2 separate regions of the Homo sapiens genome follow, and region 1 is linked to region 2. The links are chromatin loops, found by intact Hi-C in ENCODE. Cell type or tissue: CD4-positive, alpha-beta T cell. All regions are shown on one strand. Each heading gives the region's core, and the rest is flanking DNA. Links, peaks and the distances in the headings are about the cores only. Region 1 overlaps LINC02268 (long intergenic non-protein coding RNA 2268). Region 2 holds the start of HAND2 (heart and neural crest derivatives expressed 2).

Region 1 (9,537 bases), core at 1,029-9,028, 690 kb after region 2:
AACTGTATTCCCAGGAGCCCCGGGGAAGAAGTGAAAAAGATGCGAGTGATTGGCTGCTATTAATATTATCCTAGTTTACAAAGTAATAGGTCCATCAGTCTCCTTTCAACCAAGGTAGTCATTTTGAATTGATTTCATATATTAGACTTCCAGGTAACATTCCATTTGAAGAAAAGATTTCACTACTAATTTAGAGGATAAGTGAATTCACTCATTACTAGAGATGGCCTGGCCAGTTCACCATAGGTAAACAAGATATTATTGCAGTGAAAAGGTCCCTTACAAGCAACCTCCCCCTGAGTATTTCCCCTTGTAAACAATGCTGCCTACAATTTCTACTTCTAGTCCCATCTTTTTAAAGGCATTGAAAACATTAGTTTTAGGGCAGCTATAACAGAGTGGACCAGAGAACACATTAAACCATCCATTAGCACCTCCATACGAATAAGTTTATCTATTAGCTCTTGGGACCTCGAGAGGCCTGGAGAAAATCTAGTAAGTTTTGGTGGATCAGGGGATTTAAAAAAAAAAATGCTCCCTGGGTTGTCACTTTAGGGAACTGTAAAGTACTCTGAAGCTCAGGGCAGTGGAGGGGTGAAGAAAAGGAATGCAACCCTGAGCAGTAGAGGGCAGTGATAGGAAACCCAGGCTCTGACAGTTGAGGCTTGCCACCAAGAGAGTGGAGGGCTGATCCCTAGTAAAGGGGAAGGCTCTCCTCCACCCCTTCCCTTGGTCAGCCAAGCTTCTACTTCCAGATCAACATAGATTTTTCTTCTCTGTTATAAGTATTTTATTTTTCTGATCCTTTCAACTATCTTTTCATTTTAACTGAATCTTACTCTAAAAGCCTTCTGTTGTCACCAACACCAATAATAATTTCTAAAATATTCAACCCGAGTTCTGTTTTATAAAATATTATAATCTGCCCCAAATCCATGCAAGAAAGTTTTCAAAGGTCTGCACAAAATTTGTTATACACATTGATGTTTAGTGCCTCTATTTTTGCATAGAAAATTATTGATAAATGATCATCTAAGGTGCTAAAGTGAAATGTGCCATAATTTCTCAAATTATATTCTCCCTGCAGCAAGATGTGGGCAGAGCATTTATTTAACTTTTGCAATTTTTTAAATGAAATGAGAAAAAATCCTACTGTGGCTAGTTTTTACATTATATTAACGTGAGAAGTAAACTGGAGTCATAGCTGTGACTCGCTATGTGTGAATTATTAGTCCACATTTCCAGGCCTACACTAGAGGAAGTTTCCTTTAAACATACCTCTGTACAAATGGTAATTTTGTGCTTCTGAATGGAGAGTGATTCCTGGTTAATTCTGAAGCCAAGTTTATGAGCAGCTTAACTTTACAAAAGAAAAAGGAAGCAGAAACACTGGATTTTACAAGTAAAGTTTCAGTAAACGTCAGCTTCGGATGACAGTGGGAACTAAAGGACATGGGACAGAGACAATGAAACGAAACCAGAACTCTACCTACTGTTTTCTTACCAATTGTCCCTGCATTTATATATGAAATTTTCAGAAGCGCATGGTAATCTTGCCATCTAATCCTCTACAGTTGACAAAGTGCTTTCATACGCATTTTCTCCCTTTTCTGCAGGCTATGATCCCTGAACACTCTCAGCCTTGTCAGAGAGACCTCCAGGATGCTACTTGAGGCTGAAGAGTAGCGTTCTGGGTCCCCAGCTCAGTAGGCACCACCTCTCAGGGAAGTGACCACCACTACGCTCTCAGCTCCGCAAGTCGCTGGACAGTCAATAGCGCTCACACGGTGTCTACCGGATCTGGCACGGTCAAGACACAGGAACAGCCGTACTTTCCTGCGGGTAAGAGGCTTTTCTTTTGTGCATCACGTGCAGAAGAAGCCACTCCGAAGTGCAAACACCTTTCTAAAGTTTTCAGTGCTTCCTAAAATGCAGACATCGACGCCTTGCTGAGTTATCCGATCCTTTGATGATCAAATAAAATTAAGGCCAGCTCCCTGCTGTTTGATCTGTGGCTCAGTTTCTCTAAGGGCTGCCGCGGGTTCCGCAAAGACTCACTCCAGAATCCCCAGCTCCCTCGCGTCAGCGAATGTCCCGCTGGTCCAGGCAGCCTTTTCCTGCGCGGTTCTTCAGTTCCTTTTTCTAAAGCTCTATTTATACAAATTACTTTTTTCTTCTTTTCATTAAGCAATCAGGATTTATTTTCTTTTCTCTCTGTATCAGCCATGGACACATTCACTGATGAAGAACCAATCAACGTTTTGTGTTCTTATTTATTTTTATTTCTGATGAGGCAGGTTCCAATCAAAGAGCAAAGTCAGAGAAAATAATCAAACAGCTCGCGGTGGCCGCTTTGCCTTTGTTTTTATTCTAGTTTTCTTTGGTGGGTCATTTTTAATTCTCTTCTTTGTTAAGGGGTAGTTAAATCTGTATCTTTGTGCTCAGCAAGAGTGGCCCGTGTAGTTAAGAAGGCCCAGAGAGCTTCCTTGCCCCAGTGTTCAATGGGCAGCTTCCCTTCTCACTGAGGAGGAGACTTTCAGTGGAGAAAGAGAAATGGAAAAACTTTCCAGCAAAATCAGTCAATGCATGGAGAAACCTGCCTTTCAGGAGCTGCTAATTCTTTCCCAGGCAACTCCTACTCCCCTAGAGAGGAGGAGGAGAATGAGACCTCAGGTAAGTAAAAGATCCAAGCTCAGTGCTGATGGAGTGAGAAAAATCCCTCTCTCAGTGAGGGACAGAACCTGCTTTTTGTCTTGAAGTCGGCATTGTGTTACTGAAGATGTGGGGGCCAAGATTATTTTCAGGACACTAAAAATCTGAAATTGTTGACTTCATAAGTTGAACAATGACCAACACCAGTTGAGAATGGCCTGGAGTACCCTTCATCTTACCCCCCACCCCAGCAATGAAAATAGCCTCTGTGAGCACAAAGGTGTGGAGAGTGCTATCTGCTATTAAGCACATCAATTACATTGTGGAAAGGCTATGACTTAAACTACACATAATGAAGATACTTCTTAGGTGACACAGAGAAAAGTTTTGACCAGATGATTGGCGTTGTTCCTTACGTTTCTGTTAAAAATCACATCCTCTCAGCTCCCAGCCCAAAGTGAGTCCTAATGTTAACCTGAGACTCCTTCTAGAGTGGAAGCTCTAGGAAAGGGTCTGTGTGTGTGTGTGTGTGTGTGTGTGTATGCGCACATGTGTGTCTTTAAACTGTTGTGTGCATGTGTGTCTTTAAACTGTGTCCCCAGTGTCTAAAACAGTAGGCATCAAGTAAATATTTGTGAATTGAATGACAGAACATTAGAAGCAACACTACCATCCCCACTGCACCCCACCCACCCACCCCGGTGAAAAATGGAATTTCCCAGCCAAGATTAGTGAAAGAAGGAAAAGACAGGGGTTAAAGTGCTCTTTGCCAGAGTTTTGGGAAGAATTGGCCACCTGGTAAAATAAGTACTGACCCAACGACATCTTCGCCTACTCTTTATAATAAAGGGAAGTAAAATCACAGGTAAATAAGATGGGGGCGTTGCCGCAGAGAGTGCTTCTGAGGGTCCTTCTCTGGGATCTTGGAAAGAAGATATCCTGGAACAGGGGGCTCAGTTGGAAGGTGGCATACACATTAGCTTTCTAAAATTAAATCTATAAACACAAAACTGCAGAACTTTCAAACTACTGTGTAAGTAAAGGAAGTCTCTCCACTGAAAGCTCAGCTGGCTGTTAAGTGGGTTTTAGAAACAGCTCTAGTAAGCGAACCTATCTGCGATTTTCGGGTTTCCATTCCTATTCGACTTCCCTCCTCTGGGTCCTTACCGAAAGGGAAGGTCCCAAAGGACCACCAGCGCGCTCTCGGAGGCTCCAGGACTAGACATTGGACTCCCACAGCGCAACACCATAGGGACTCCGGTGTTCGGTTCCCGTGGCCCTCTCCTTGGCTCCCGGTCACCGTCCTCACACCCCCTGGCCCCAGTTACTGACGGAAGCCATGTGCAGCTGCCATAATGTGTATAAAAGAATCTCTCCCTGGCGTTGGTTTCTTCTCTTCTTGGAATGCTTTTGGCAGATCCTCCGCGTTTTCCGGGTCTCTTGGGAGTCTGAACATGCATTTTCCTTTATTTCAGACAGGATTCCGAGTGTTAACTAGATTGTGCCCTCCCCACTACCTATCCTGCCCATCTTCCTTCTCAGCCGTCGGGTGCGGGAGGAACGCCCTTGCCAACCTCAGCCTTTTTGATCTTCCGCGGGCAGAGACTCATCAGAGCCAGGAGGACTGTAACTACCCCCGGGGCGTGTACCGCCGAAGCCTGAAGAGGCTGGTTGGGCCAAAATAGCAGTCGCTGCAGGCACCAGTTTCAGCCCGTCACCTGAGTGCCGGTTCCTGTGGGCGCGCCAGTCTCGCAGGCAGCGCGCCCAAGCTCGCGGATCGCCCTCTCACATTTTTAGAAGCCAAGAAAAGCACTTTTGAAATTCACTCCTTCGACCGTGGGCAGAGGAGCAGGTGGGCGCCGAGCCCTAGCTGAGGGTGGGGGGTCGCGGAGGAGAGGAACTGGAAAATGGGAAATAGGTGTCTGCTGACCTAGAGTTCTTCGGCTTTGATTTTAAGCGGCAGTGAGGCTGGGTGGTTTCGCCCCCCTCATCCCCTCGGTCGCTGGCGCAGATTGATCCTGGAGCTAGTTACGGGTGTTAAACTGGTACGCGGGTGGGGCAATTCATTAGGCAAGAAATGGATTAGTTGTTTATTATCTATAAACATTCCAACCACAGCAACCAATCATAAAACCGCGGAAGGGCCTGTAAAGTAAAGCAGCAGCGAAGCCTCCATGTGGGCAGCTCAGGCTTAGCGATTGTTCCCGGGTGATAAAGGGTCGATTAGGGAAGTAGAGCTAGGAAGGTGGGGGCGGGGGAGCGGGCGATAATTAAGCGAGTCGTCAGGAAATTGCTTTCTAGATGGGGATCATGATGCCTCTAACTTGAACGGGGCAGGAGAAATATTGGGGTGATTTGGAAGACGGTGATAAGGGAAAGCACAAAATAAGGATTGGAGGGCCGCAGTGAGGTCATTAGTGAAGCTGATGCCGGAGATAAAAGCTGTTGATTAATTGAGGGGAGCAATTTAGTCTTTGGTTTCTTGGTAAAATGCTTAGTCACTAACCATGAAAGCGGCCTAATAATATTTTATGGGGGTGGGGAGGAGTTTAAAACTGGCATCTTTCTAGTAGCAGAAATTCACCTTTGAGTATGGCTTTTTAAAATTCCTCTTTGGAATAAAACGTTTTCTAATAAGAGTTAGTCTCAAAAAAAAGTTAATATTAGGTTGGTGCAAAAGTAATTGCGGTTTCTGCCATTACTTTCAAATGACACAAACCGCATTTACTTTTGCACCAACTTAATACTTTTTCTTTTTTAAGTATAAAGCTTTTGTTTTTAACAAAATAACTATTTGGTTTCTTTGGGGTTTCGTAAAACAAACTTTAAACTCATTGCATATTTGACATTTTACTATATTAGAAAGTGATGAAATAATTATGCTGGTTTTCGAATAACTAATTCAAGTATACTGTTTTCACTTTGATTCAGAACCTATTACTCAGAAAACAAGTTAGTGGCAAAGTTCTTAATCGTTTAATAAATATATTGGTTTGGAAATTTATTAGAACTAAGATGTAGAATATAGTAATATACACACGTTAGAGGTTTCCTTTCTCAAATTAAAAAAAAAATGGTAATTTAAGTGTAACCGTCCAAAAACGGGCATGAGGCATAAATGAAAAGTTTGATAAATTATTTTTTAAAACCTTCTTATGGAATTTCTTAGATCAAGATAAAGAGCGTTACCTGCATCCCAGAAATTCCTCTCCTGCAAGATGTTTTTTAAAATCAATTTATTAGATTTTTGTTTTGGGGATGTTTATGTTTAAATAATTGCTCATCAAGTGCTTGGATTTCTTTTCAGGACGAGTATTGTAGATTTTCCTCCCTTGGGGACTACTTGCCTAAAAATAAAATGATTCGAGCATTTTGAAGAAGGAACAAAAACAGCCTCCACATCCTTTTTTTTTTTTTTTTTTTTCCTGCCTCTGGCAGCCCACACTCCTTCCCCCAGCTTTCTTTATTCCATATGAGAGACATAACAAACAAACGATTACATGTTGAAAAACACATCTGAAAACAGAAAGGTCACGTTACTACCGAGTCCTGGGGAACATTAATCTGATGTTTGGAAAACAGTTGACAGTTGAAGGTTGGAGTTTCTCTTTTCAACTCCTGGACAGAGAGAGAGAAAGAGAGACAGAGAGAGAGAGAGAGTTGAATGAAAAAAAGAAGGGAAGAGACCACTTTGTGGCCTTTTCACTTCAGGAATAATTGAGGGACTGCCAAATTTCTAACCCAGATTTAAAAATGCAAACACATTCACAAAGAGGACTAACGATTTGAAATGGCTCAAGTTGGCATTGACTCTAAGTGAGAAGGTGTGTGTGTGTGTGTGTGTGTGTGTGTTGTCTTAAAATAATTAATGTGAATAGCGAAAAGTAATCACGATAACATCAAGCCCTGCATGCCTGAGGGGAGAGTTTGCTGGACAAAAAACAGTCCCTTTACTAATAGCTTGTGAGAAGGTGAAAGTTGATTGCCTGACCACTCGTCTCTCTCCAGCGTTTCTCTAAGTCCGAGCCCCCATCTCTCCCAGTCCTCCCGGCTCAGCGAGGAATTCCTTTTCTTGACTTGTTTAAGTGCTGGTAACCCAGGGCTCAGTGGCTGAAGCAGCTGGGTGTCTAAAACCCCGATATCTGGCTGCCACTGGGGTTCCTCCTATGTGAATTGTGAGGTAGAATGAGGAAGAAGATCTGAAGTACATTCCTGGGACTTTGGAAATTATCATATTGAAAATTGTACTAGTAAATTGCAAAGACAACAAATAATGAGTCCTTCTCTACAGGCATTCTCAGATCCTGGTATCTCTACAACACAGTGGATATTTGAGGCAGGACGATGGATGGGGCCAGGTGTGAGAGCGAGAATCAAGAAACCTAGGATCAAGGAGTTTTACCAGAGCTTTGTGTGACCTCGTGCAATGTCACTTTAACCTGGATAGCGTCAGGTTTCCTCACGCATAAAATAAGATCAGATGATGCCCTCTTGGATTCTTTGACTGCAGGACAATCATTAGGCCATAGTGAACAGATGCGCTTGGTTGCCAGACCGCGCCCTTTGCGGGTCTATCAAAAGGGCAAGCGCATATTCTGGAGCTGTCTCGGAGACTTGGACAGAAAGATTCGAGGCAAATATTCTAGGCTGGGAAATTTCGCGCCGAGCCCCCCCCTCAGTTAGCCTGTCTAAAGGCTGGTGTGGCCAGAGCGAGGCAGAGAGCTCTGCACCTACTGTCGGGGCTGACAATGATTTATGCGCTTGTGACCCACGTAGACCATAAACCTAGTTTGCTAGACGTACAGGGAACTGCGCCGCAGTTAATGCAGAGGACTTATCCTCTGACCTGCAATGTCTCCCCACCTGGTGCTCTACAGCTCCAGAGAGCAGGGATTTCAGCTTTTCCTCCCTCATTGGATCCAATTTCAATCCCCTCGGTTAACTGAAAGTGTGTTGACTTCCACCCAGCCGGCAGGACCCTAAGGGCGCCTGGAGCAGTCTGGTGCGGGTCCTGGCTGCAGCATGCCCAGCAGAGCTCCGGGTGCAGGAGGCTGCAAAGCCACCGCCGCGTCCAGGCCCCTTGAGCGGAGGTGGGAACGATCCGCCTTAGAGTTCAAGGTGAATTGCTGTGACAGTGGCGGGTGGAGGAGGGGAGTTCGAGCCGTTCGCCTCGGGGAAGAATTATCCCCGATCATTTATTTTTAGATCTGAATTCCTCCAGAACCCAGCAGAGGCTGTGGCCAGAGCCCCAGGGCCAGGCAAGCGGCCAAGCTGCGCTCTCGATAAAGGAGCCAGAATGGTTCCATCTGGTTACAAACATATCTTTTTATTAAAAAGCAATCAGATCCTGAAGCGCTTCCCTTGCGGTTTACCGCTCTCCGCAGGCTGCTTCTCCGAAGCCAGCGGTGGTAGCGCCCACTCGGTTGAGCCCACGCCTCCGCCAGGCAGCGCCTCCGCCAGGCAGACCTCCTGCGGGACATTTTGTGGCCAGGGGGGTTCCTGCCCAGGGACCTCTAATAGGGTCGGTGGAAGCTAATTTGAATCTTCCCAGTTCCTTCCCTGTTTATTTCTCAACCCAGCAGTTCAAAAATTCACTTTATAACGGTCCCCTAACAAAAACACGAGTAAGAAAGATAGCAAAGAATTAAGCTGGACAGGCACCCATGTTGCGAAAAAGGTTTTGCTTGGAGACTGCAGGAGAGGGCTATCCCTCTTTACAATTCACGACGTTACTACCAACTTTGCCATTGAGTGGTTCCTCTCCCTGCCCGAATTCCTGGCCATCTTCGTTCCAGAGAGCGATGCAATCATGGCCTTGAAACCGAACGGGGCGTAACGTGCCATTCCTCTCCAGCTCCCGAGCCCCACTCCCACCCTTGCCGTTGAAACTGTGAAAAAGCCGCCAAAGTTTGGGCACCCAGCCTGGCAGTCGGAAGACAGTGAGATAAAGAATGCGATAGTAAGTCCTTAAGTGCTTCCTAGAGATAAGGTCCCGGAATCCTGGAAAAATTCAGTCTGGCCTCCCTACTTCAGCAAGTCGCCTCCTGCTTCTGTCAGCCCCCTCCCCACACACACCTGGAGGGAGAGGCGGTGGCCACAGGGGTAGCTGGGGCAGACCCTCCGCTCCTCCACTCCCGGTGGCCAGGGGTCCTAAGGCCACGCGGCTGGCTTTCTTCTCTGGGAATCAGGAGATGATAATGAGAAAATCCCTCAACCATTGGCGCGACGAAACTCAAAAATGGACAGCCCTCCCTTATTCATAAATATTACTTCAAATATGTTAAAGACGTTAAGTAATTTTTAGTCTCTTTAGAATTTCCAACGCTATAGTTTATTATGACAGATAAGGTTTGATTTGTGCTAGTCGCGTGCCAGGACACTGAAGGTGAAAAGAAGGAAAACAAGAAAGAGTTTCTAAAAGAATACACGTAACATTTAAGATAACTACATACAAAGTGCTCACTTAATTTCTCTTAAAACAGTTACAATGAATAAATTACATTTCCAACTTAATAAAATTTAATTCTCTTAGTCGTTTGTACAATTGATGGCCTTTGGTTATAAAATTTTACTTTTTGGAGAAATATTGCCCCTCTGTCAAATTATAGCACATGACAAATAATATAGCAAATAATAGGTTTGACTTTTAAACATACACAGTTATTTGAAACAAAATGTTTTTAACTTTCTGGCAGCATAGGCAAAACAGTAAAAGCACAGTTATATTTTAGGAATTATCTTAATACATTCCCCTCTATGATATCAGAACTTACTCCTGATTGAACCAAGGAAGAACAGCTAACTCTTCGGATAAAACAATTTTTTCTCCTTCATTCCCAGGCATGGTTTGGAAAGCAATAAATGCATATTTGCAAGAAGTCATGA
Region 2 (9,537 bases), core at 512-8,511:
CCAGGCTGCGCTCCCTGGCACGGCTGCTACGCTCACCTCATCACGACCAAGCAGCCTGGTGCTCCTACACCTAAGGAGGCAACCCAGACCCAGAGGTCCACCCTTCCTAGATGCCTGGGCCTGCTGGCTAACCCATCCCGAAAGCTGGAGCTTGCTGTCTCGGCCTGGAAAAGCCCTTTAAGTTGCTGTCAGTGCCCAGGCAATTGGGAGCGGGGCCCCCACTCTGCAGTTTTTCAAATTGCTTCCCAAGCTGAGAAGGGGTTTGCGCGCGCGCACACACACACACACACACACACACACACACCGTCTACAACTGGCCAAGCCTTTGCCCCTCCGGTGCTCCAGGGTTATCAGACGCTGGGCCTGCACAGCGGTCTGGGGCAGAGCCCTGACAGCCAGATCTACCATCAATTTACCTTCCGCCGCCGCAGCTTCCCATTTAGCTTTTAACGTCAAATCCTACATTTTTGTCGGCTCCGGCCTGTCTAGAACGCTTGTGATTTCCCTGCAGGAGTGATTGCTCTTAACAAAATGGCAGCAACCACATTATCCGAGCAATTAAAACAGAGGCCTTTTAGCCGGTCCCGCAAGTAGAGGCTTGGAAAATTTTTTTAAACAAAGAAGAAAAAGTTAAAAGAGAAATAAGTGTTGGAAGAGAAAAGCATGGAAGCTCAGAAGAAACGTCTGCCCAGTACGCCTTTCACTTCCTGGGACTTGACAACCTGGGGCGGGGATGTTGGGTGGCTGAGAGCGGCTGGGGTGACAGATAATCTGGGGTGTCCTGCAGGTTGAAGCATCTGGTCAGTTGGGGTGTGCGTCTGGTTAGGGGGTTCAGCCGCCTGCAGTGTCAGGCAGCTGGGCATTCTGCCGTCTGGGGTGTCCGGTCTGCTGGGTGTCTGGCTGGTTAGGGTTTCTGGCGAGTTGAAATGGCAGGGCGGGTGGGGTGACCAGGCCTAGTGTTGCTGGCCCTGAGGAAGAGGAGGCAGGCTGTGCTTGGCCGGGGCCAAAGAGGAGCGCAGGTTTAAAAAGCAAGTGTATTAGCAAGTTTCTCCGTAGCAATGGTGCGCCAGGGTCTTTTGGTTTCCCTCTGTTGTTGTTTAATAAGCCAGAGAAAGTGTTAAATCTGCAGAAGTGCCTTAAGGCCCAGATGGCGGAGACCAGCTACACAAGGTGCAGAGAAGCGTAGGTGCATGGTGAAGATAACTCCTCTCCGTTTCCTGTTTTTAAAACCTCACCTCCTCCGCCACTGTTTACTCCAACACTTTGGTAGGCTCCTTTCTTCCACGTCTAGGACCTGATGGCTTTCTCCTGAGCAGATTAAAATAAAGACGCGGAAGACAACTGGAATCAGGAGAGGGAGGGAACCACTGGATCAAACGCAGGAGGATTGGGAGAGCAACAGAAAATCAGGGCGCGCCTCCCCCACACCTCCTCCCCATGCTATAAACAAAGGCAAGTGTCTGTAAACACAGCCCCGCGCCCACCAGGTCGGCCCAGCGCCGGCTGACCCAAGGGGAGAAAGTTCAGATCGCTTTGGCCGAGTTGTTCTAACCCCTCGCCCTCGCGTTGTCAGCCGCCCGCAGAAGTCCGCAGAGCCTCTAGCTTGTCTCTCCCTGGGCACTTCTGAATTCGCCCACGCCGGGTCTGATTCGGCCTGCTGCAGGCAGAGGGGTCATAGTGGACACCAGCTAGGCGTGGGAACCCTTGGGACATCGCGGGAGGGTCTGTGCCCGAGGCCAAGTTGCGAACATCACCCTGAGGATGGGTTCCAGGATGGAAACCCTCTGGCAAGCCTCTCCAACACCAGATTTATATACGCGGCGTTCCATGAAACAAACCACTTTTTAATACGGTTCACCTTTCTCCTCCTCCCACCCCCTTCCAAAATCCCTCCCAGCCTCCTCCCCCCTTCCCGCAGCCTGCACAGGCACTTTAGTTTCTCCGGTTTCTAGAGCTGAGATTCAAGCTTCCGCCAAGGCTGCAGGCAAAGGAGGCCGCTGGGACTTTCTTCTGGGACGAGCTGGGACTCAGGGAGCCCAAAGACCCAACAGGGAGAGATCCCGGGTCCCGTGCTGCCGGTAGTCCCGGAAGGGTGTCGCTTGTTTCGCTGGGCTGCGGCCGGGAAGACTTCAGACACCGCACAGTTAATATTGAGTTCCCTGTAACTCCTTGTAAATCTAACCCGCCCCTCGCCCCTCTTTAAATCCGTGGTCTTGTTCACGATTTCTTACTTGACGTAAAATTCCTTGTTACCTAATCATGGACTTTTTCGAAACTCCCTCCACCCCCCTTTCCCGCCTGCTCAGATGAGAAGCCCCCGTATAGAATACAAGCAAAATCCTCTCCTCTCTTTTCTTTTTCCTTTTTTTTTTCTTGGATGAAAGCCCCATAGTTTGAATTAAACACCCCAGACTAGTTCCCGTTGCAGCAATAATGCCGGGGTTCTCCTCACAACTCCTCCACCAGAAACACTCTCCAAACAAAAACTGACGGCCTCAAGAAATGGCTTCTGATTGACTTCAGGAAAGCAAGAGCACCTTTACACCTTCTGAGCGAACTGCCGGACTGGGTTCTCCAGCCCAGATCTTCCTTCTAGAGACTACTCAGCGTTCTCCAGCTGGGGGAAGAGGGAAGGAGACACCACACCGACAAACCCCAGACCATTTGCAGGATTTGTAACAAGGACACTTCTCTTTAAGAGCACCTCCTCCTCCTGCGTAGGCCGCAGGTCAGGGTGACTGGTTGGAACCACTGAGTCTTTAAAATAAAGTTAGAGGCAATCATGATAATTTAGTTTACTTCTGAATATTTTAAATATTACGAAAACAAGTATAACAGCTTTGTTTTCAAAACTCTTTTGAGGTATCAGCCATTAAAAGATTAAGGTTTTTGTAAAAAAAAAACACAGTGGTTTATTGAATACTTACAACGTTTACACCTTCAATATTAATTAAATTCCATTTAGTTTTAGAGGACGGAAGTGCACAAAACAAGTGGCTGTTGGAAACATCTTCAAAGAGGGAACGACCACAGATGAATGGATAGCACTAGATACCGACCCCAACGGAAATGTTAGCGGCCCTGTTTTCTGCTTTGAAATAAAACTTTATAATACCCAGGAATATTTATATCCAAAGGCCAAGTATTAAAGATACACTTCACAAACGCACTAGTGCCCACTGTCTTTATCTGGAAGGGGTTGAGTAGGTTGGCGGGGGGCAACGCTGGTGTCTACACAGCCAAGAGGGAACATTCACGCACACAGAATCTATGAGACGACGGGATCCCTTACCACACGGGAGTGTCCTCTTCGTATTAAAATATGGAATGCTTTTCTTCAAATATCCACTTTTTTTTTGGAGGGGGAGACGGGGAGCAGATGCCTCAAAGGGGGTCAAAGAGAGGGGAAGGAAATTGCACATAAATAAACCGGATGATTCCAAATGCAAGGAGTCCTCAGAGCGGAGCGCGGACGGCTTTTCCGGAGTCCTGGGTCTGCATCTGGCGCCTTGGCCCCTGCTCACTCGCGCTCTCCTCCTCCTCCTTCTCCTCCTCCTCACTGCTTGAGCTCCAGGGCCCAGACGTGCTGCGGCCAGCCCGTCCGGCCTTTGGTTTTCTTGTCGTTGCTGCTCACTGTGCTTTTCAAGATTTCGTTCTGGACAGAGGAAAGGCGAGGGCGAGAAAAGTGGAAAGAGAAATTCAGAGAGGATACCTGGTTCCACACCAACCCGGAGCTTCCTGCGCCGGAGGAGACAGTGAACCAGAGAGGAAAGGATACGATGGGGGAGTCCCAGCCCCTGCAGAGAAGCTACCAAGGTTAGCGCTACCCTAGCCGGCGGGGAGGCCTCGGCGCTGCAGCGCTCAACAACCGGATCCACAAGTTTATAAACAACCGCCCGTTTTCGAGTCGTTTATGGAGGAGCGGGGGGCCTTTTCTCTTACTCCAGATGTAGGGGCGGGAGCTGGAGTCGGCGCTAAGTCTGGTTTCTCTGTTTTCATTAGCAATCCTAGATCCACATCTAGGAAAAATAGGGCGAAGGAGCCTCTGTTTCGGCCTGGGCCTCTCGGCCAGAGGCTCTCGGCCTCCAGCTCAGCAGTGCCTCTCCTCCAAGGCTTCTGAAATCTCTGGTTATTCGGGAGGTCACTCGATTATGCAGCCACCAAAGGGCTGCAGGGGCCAAAGAAGAAAAATTCGACAAATGCAATTATTTTCCGGGCCCTTCGTGGACATAGCTCTATCCTGCACCACTGCCCTGTGGGCACTTGGTAGGAATCTGAGAAAATTTTAAGCGGCTCAATTTACTTTCGTGTTATTTTTAATAACAATGACCATAGTAATGCCTTTTCCCCCTTAAAATGTACAGGCTTATTCAAATAAAATTAGAAATGCCAATGGAATATACTCATCTGGGAAATTACATTTTAACGTCATAGCCAAGGAAAAATTGGAGCTGTATTTTGAAGTCAAAAGTACTTATTTTATGTTTACCATTACGTTTTCCGGGCATAGTATGAGAACAACCACAAAACTCAGGGCTCAGTCTCTGGCAGCCTCCTTCTGGGAGTGGGGTAGGGGGTGCGATCAATAGTGAAATAATTGGAATCAAGGGCTTCTTCGAGACTTATTCTGGAAACATCTGAAAGCAAGATTGGATTGGAGGCCAAAAGAAGGGTCTAACAGAGACGGGGTGAGGCATCCAGACCAGTGCGATCGCGATCGATCGCGACCCAGAGTTTTCAAGGTCCGTCCTAAGTACTAGGGGAGCAGCGATAACCCGGAGGTAAGATCACCAGCGCAAAGCATCCCTAACCTTCTCCTCCTCCTGCTGACACCCTCCCCTCAACTCTCTGCTTATGCCGGAAGCCATCCTTACACAACCTGGTGCAAACAACCTTGAAGCGGGACGCAGCCAAAGAACACGAGATGCCATTTCTCAGCCCAATTGGAAAGAGGCCGGGAGCACCAGTTCCCTGACCCCCTCAGCCCCACCGCCTGCCGCCCCCTGGTACTGACCAGCTCCTTCTTCCTCTTCTCCTCTTTCACGTCGGTCTTCTTGATCTCTGCCTTGAAGGCCTCCGCCTCGCCATTCTGGTCGTCCTTGGCCAGCAGGTCCATGAGGTAGGCGATGTAGCTGGTGGCCAGGCGCAGGGTCTTGATTTTGGAGAGTTTGGTGTCGGCGGGTACGTTGGGGATGCACTCGCGCAGTTCGGCGAAGGCGCTGTTGATGCTCTGAGTCCTGCGCCGCTCCTTGCGGTTGGCGGTGCCTCGGCGCTTCACCGGGCGCGGCCCCCCCAGGCCCGGGGGCCCGGCGCCCGGCGGCACCCCCCCGTAATGGGAGTGGTCCAGGCCGGCGGCGCCGCTGGCATACTCGGGGCTGTAGGACAGGGCCATGCTGTAGTCGGGGGGCGACATCTCGGGGTGGCCGATGAGCCAGCCATGGAAGTAGGGGTTCTCCTCATGGCTGCAGCGGCTGGCGGCGGCGGCGGCAGCTGCGGCGGCGGCGGCGGCAAACGGGTAGCCCTCGTGGTGCACCACCGGGTGGTGGGGAAAACCACCTACCAGACTCATTTCGCCCTCCGCGCCCCTCCACGCGCCCCAGCGTGCGCGCAGCCCCGCCGCGCCCTCGGCCCGGGCCCCTGCCTCAGCGCTCGGCGTCCTCCCCCACCCCCCACCCCCCAGCCCCCGGGCGCCCGGGCCCGCCCGGCAGCCGCAGAGGGGGCTGCTGCAGCCCGGGCCCCGTCCCCCCGCCTGGCCAGCCGGGCCCGCCTCAGCAGCGCTGCGGCCGCCGGCTCCCCATGGGGCGCGGCGAGCTGGTCCTGGCACCGTGCGCCCCTGGCCGCCGCCGCCGCCGCCTCCGGTTCCCGCCTTGCTCCACGGCCCGCGCTTCGGCTCCTGCTTCCCGGGCTGCTGCGCGGAGGCAGAATCCTCTCGTGCTCATACAAAGGTGCCGGGGCTCCCGCGAGGCTGGTACGCGGAGTCTCGGGAATCCAAGCCCGGGCCGCGGTCCTGGCACCGAAGCTAACCCGGAATCCAGGGGCGAGTCTGAGCCGCGGCTGGAGGAGCCGGTCCAGCTGTGCCGGGGGGCGGCGGGGTCGACTGCTCACTGCAAAGCTACCTCCGTGCGACCCTCCCCTTCCCGCCTCTTCCCCTCCCCCCACCAGCCCGATCTGGGTTCTTGGGCGCTTATTGTTTTAATGAAATTTTTGGTTGTTGTTGTTTTGGTCCTTAAATGTGATTTTAGCTGCGAGTAACGTGTCCTCGCTCCTCTCGCGCTCTCTCGGAGGGTTTTCAGAGAGGTCTCAGTGCATCCATTTTCTCAGATCCTCTCCTTTCGGGGCAAGGATCTGGGGCCCTGAATGAGCCTTGGAGCTCGAAGACCGCGGCTCGGGCTCTCGGAGGGCTCTGCGCGGTGGCCGAGGAAGCTCCGGGGTGACGGCGGTGGTTCTCCTGGGCTGGACGACGTGAGGGGAGCAAGCGGATTTTCCCAGCAAGATCTCCATGTACAGCTACATCTTTAGGGCCGCTCGGGTTAATATATGTCGTCAGAGGCTCCTCACGCCAATCCCGGGGCGGCAGGGGCGGCGCCTCGAGCTCTCGGCAATAAAACTTTTTGATGTTCACGTTGCTAATTGCCGAGGTCCTCTTCCAGGATTGGCTACCTCCTCATAACCATAAGATAATTAAAACTTGGCGGGGGGGGGGGGCAGGGTTAAAAAAACTTTTTTTATCAGTCAGAGGATAATGCAAGTGTTTAACAGATGCTTCACTATTAAAATATTTTCCCCCCAAGTCTCAAATATTGAAGAATCTCTAACCAGGTACAGTATCACTCTGCTCTCTTTTCTGGTTGAAAAGAAAGAAAGAAAGAAAACGCAGGTATTGCTTTTCGAAGTGCTTTGTAGGTAATCGAGGTAAGAAAATATACGCAGGCAGCCTCTTACAATTTTATGCAGGGGCGCCGGGAGCCTCGTGACGGGCGGTGGGGGCCCCCACAAAGGCGCGGCTGGGAGCTGGCGCTCTTTGCCCCAGCAGGGACGAGGAGCGGCTGGAGAAGGGTGTTTCTTTGACCCGTTTACAGGCTCGAAACGCCGGTCTCAGTGGCTATTGAGTTACCCACCAAGTTACCCCGGTTAGAGCTGTTTGGGGTGGCTCACGTTATTGCGGCAAACTTTGGAGATGACGGCTGAGTCCTCCGGGCGAACATGTCAAGCCGATTGTAAATGCTGTTATTTCCACATCCTTCAGGGACACCAGTCCCTACGAAGACCTTGGGCGATTTTGAAGTGCGGGCACCTCGATTCCCCGAATCTGTAGTGTGGCTGGTATCGGTGTTCCCCTGGTTTAACTAGCCTGTTTGGTAAGTAACTGAATATTTTTTACGGCGTGTTCAGAGCTTATTTTCCAGTTTTTATGAACAAACATATAAATATATCTCTGCATTCCTGCCTCCCTCATAAAAGCGGGCATCTGTGGAAAGCAGGTTTAGTTATCGGAGGGGAACCATTAAACGCCAGTTTAAGAGGCAGGCCGGGAGGACGGCTCGTGGATGTTGAGACTGCTGGCCTTGGTGATCTTGAACGCATTATAACGGAAAATGGATCTCCACTTGTAAGTCACCGGGCCGCGGGGCACCCGGGCCGCAGCGCCCGTGTGGCATGAGCTTCTTGAGAAGGCTCACGTGCGGCGAGGGCGGGTGGTAAATGGCAGGAGCTGAAATCACCCCAGGCTTGGCCCCAAGCCGAGAGGGGAGGCTGATGTGTATATGCAGATTCCACCCGAAGGAGTTCGGTGTGGAAAACGGTGTCAACAGGAGCCCGCGGGCTGTAAATTAGAGGGAGGCGAGGGCCTGCGGCGCCAGCGCGGGACAGGGCGGCCTGGGGCTCGCCGCTGGTCAGGCCAGGTTAGCCCAAGGGAGACCAAAGACTCCACCTTGAGCATCGCCCTTTGGAGGCGGGCAGAGTCCGGCCGCAGGCCACAAAGCGATCCCCACCCGAAGGACTCCACAAGGACAGTCCTTTCCTTGCTCACCGCCGACAAAGTGGTTGGGGCAGGAAGGCGAGGTCAGTGCGAATGGAGGGCGCCCAACTTCGGTGTTGCAGTTGACTCTGTGCTCGGGCTCTGCCCTCCACTAGCCCTAGAGTCTTGGGCAGCAGGATTGAGAAATATATATATTTCAGGTTTGCCGCGGCTGGGCGGTAGGAGACAGGGACTTAAAAGCCCAGGATTAGAGTCGGTGCAGGGCCCATTCTTTTTCTAGGAAAGGGGTTAACATCCTTGAACGTCCCCAGACAAGCGTCTTAAAGCATTGAACCTAGAATAGGGATTAACTGAAACTAGGCTCGTTGGTAAGCGCCAGGGGCTTGCAGTTGAGCTCGGAACAAAATAGTGACCTACTGCTCTAAACCCCCAACTTGCGTGGGTCTGCAATTTTTTAGCACAAGGAGAGCCTTTTAAAGACCTGGTTCTTCAAGGAAAGAATGCAGGTAGTGTGGTTGGGGGTTCTGTTTACATTTTCACCCGGAGGCAAACCCCGAATGTGTAAATACTGGTAGTTCAATTCTCTGACATTTGATACGTTTTTGAAAAGTCTGTTTATAAAAACACATTTAGGCCTTGGGAGCAGGTAGACAAAGTAAGATTGCACTGGGGCTGGGAACATATAAAAATTCAGGGAAATTAGTTGGTTGGCTGCTTTAAGACCCAAAGGGAGTTTTGGGAATTGAAGGGAGGAAGAAGAGTCCAGAGGAGGGCTGAGTTAGGGATTGAGATGCTCTGTCCACCAGAGACCAGCGGTGAGTGGCCTCACTTTTGAAAGCTTCAGAACTTGCCACATTTAGCTTTTCTCATGCTTTTAATTGAAACAAACAAACAAACAAAAATGAATGAATTACCTCGTGGCTCCAGATAGCATTGCAAGTGGTAAAGGAAATGGACAACATGGTACAGAAAAAAGAAATCATAAAAGATGCTAATCTGAACATCAGTTCTCACTCACAGTGTCATTATCAGTTAACTGCTGTGGTCCAAGGGCCTAAGACTTGATGTGGCTCAGAAACCCAAATCCAGAGGTCACTGCCTTAGAAAGCTGGCTTGATGAGAGGGGACAAATGGATGAACCCTAGTGGTGTCCCCAACTGTAGTAACTGACTCAGGGAGGCCAGGCTGGCCCTGACTGGTTGAGCTCTACCCTAAATGCACAAACGCATCCACTTTTCTCTTGCAGTGTCCTTTGGCCTGTTTTGTTCCAGGTTTTCCAGGATACTGGGTTAGCCTGCTCCTTTGGGAAGTTGTGAAGCAAGGATGCCATCTCAAGTTTGCCCTCAATTTAGGTGTCCTGGGCATCCTGGTGGTAGTGATGGAGGTGTTGGCAGTGGTGGCAATGAAGGAGAGGGTGGTGTTGGTGATGAGAGGGAAAGTGGGAGAAGAAAGGGAGAAAGGCACAGTCCCTGACATCGATGTCAGCATGGGGACCCCACTCCTGGGCTGCACTAGTGTAGCTGCTGATGCACATGTTGTAAGTACTCAAAGGCCCAGGG

Evidence for each region. Hi-C counts contacts between places; a loop is a spot of excess contacts. Peaks named below come from ENCODE experiments on the same cell type or tissue, not always from the same donor. Only the 100,000 strongest peaks of a DNase experiment are listed, where the experiment ranks them.
Region 1: it touches region 2 in a loop (6-fold over the local background); 13 of 110 quality-filtered maps call a loop at or near these places.

The regions. Positions count from the first base shown.
Region 1 is chr4:174,209,914-174,219,450 of GRCh38, forward strand. The region is part of intron 1 of LINC02268 (long intergenic non-protein coding RNA 2268); the gene reads right to left. Among named protein-coding and RNA genes, the nearest start is that of LINC02268, 5.7 kb to the right of the region's middle. RefSeq lists enhancers at 4,393-4,452, 4,563-5,223. In CD4-positive, alpha-beta T cell, for the core only: no CTCF peak of the experiment used is centred there; DNase peaks (open chromatin) are centred at 4,318 and 8,068; H3K27me3 peaks cover 7,124 bases.
Region 2 is chr4:173,523,721-173,533,257 of GRCh38, forward strand. HAND2 (heart and neural crest derivatives expressed 2) reads right to left here and starts at 6,509. Exons shown (of 2, transcript NM_021973.3): 1 at 5,015-6,509; 2 at 2,371-3,655. The coding sequence starts at 5,569. The coding sequence ends at 3,557. HAND2-AS1 (HAND2 antisense RNA 1) reads left to right here and starts at 6,651. Exons shown (of 5, transcript NR_136196.1): 1 at 6,651-6,819; 2 at 7,247-7,358. RefSeq lists an enhancer at 1,024-1,565. In CD4-positive, alpha-beta T cell, for the core only: no CTCF peak of the experiment used is centred there; no DNase peak of the experiment used is centred there; H3K4me3 peaks cover 596 bases; H3K27me3 peaks cover 7,226 bases.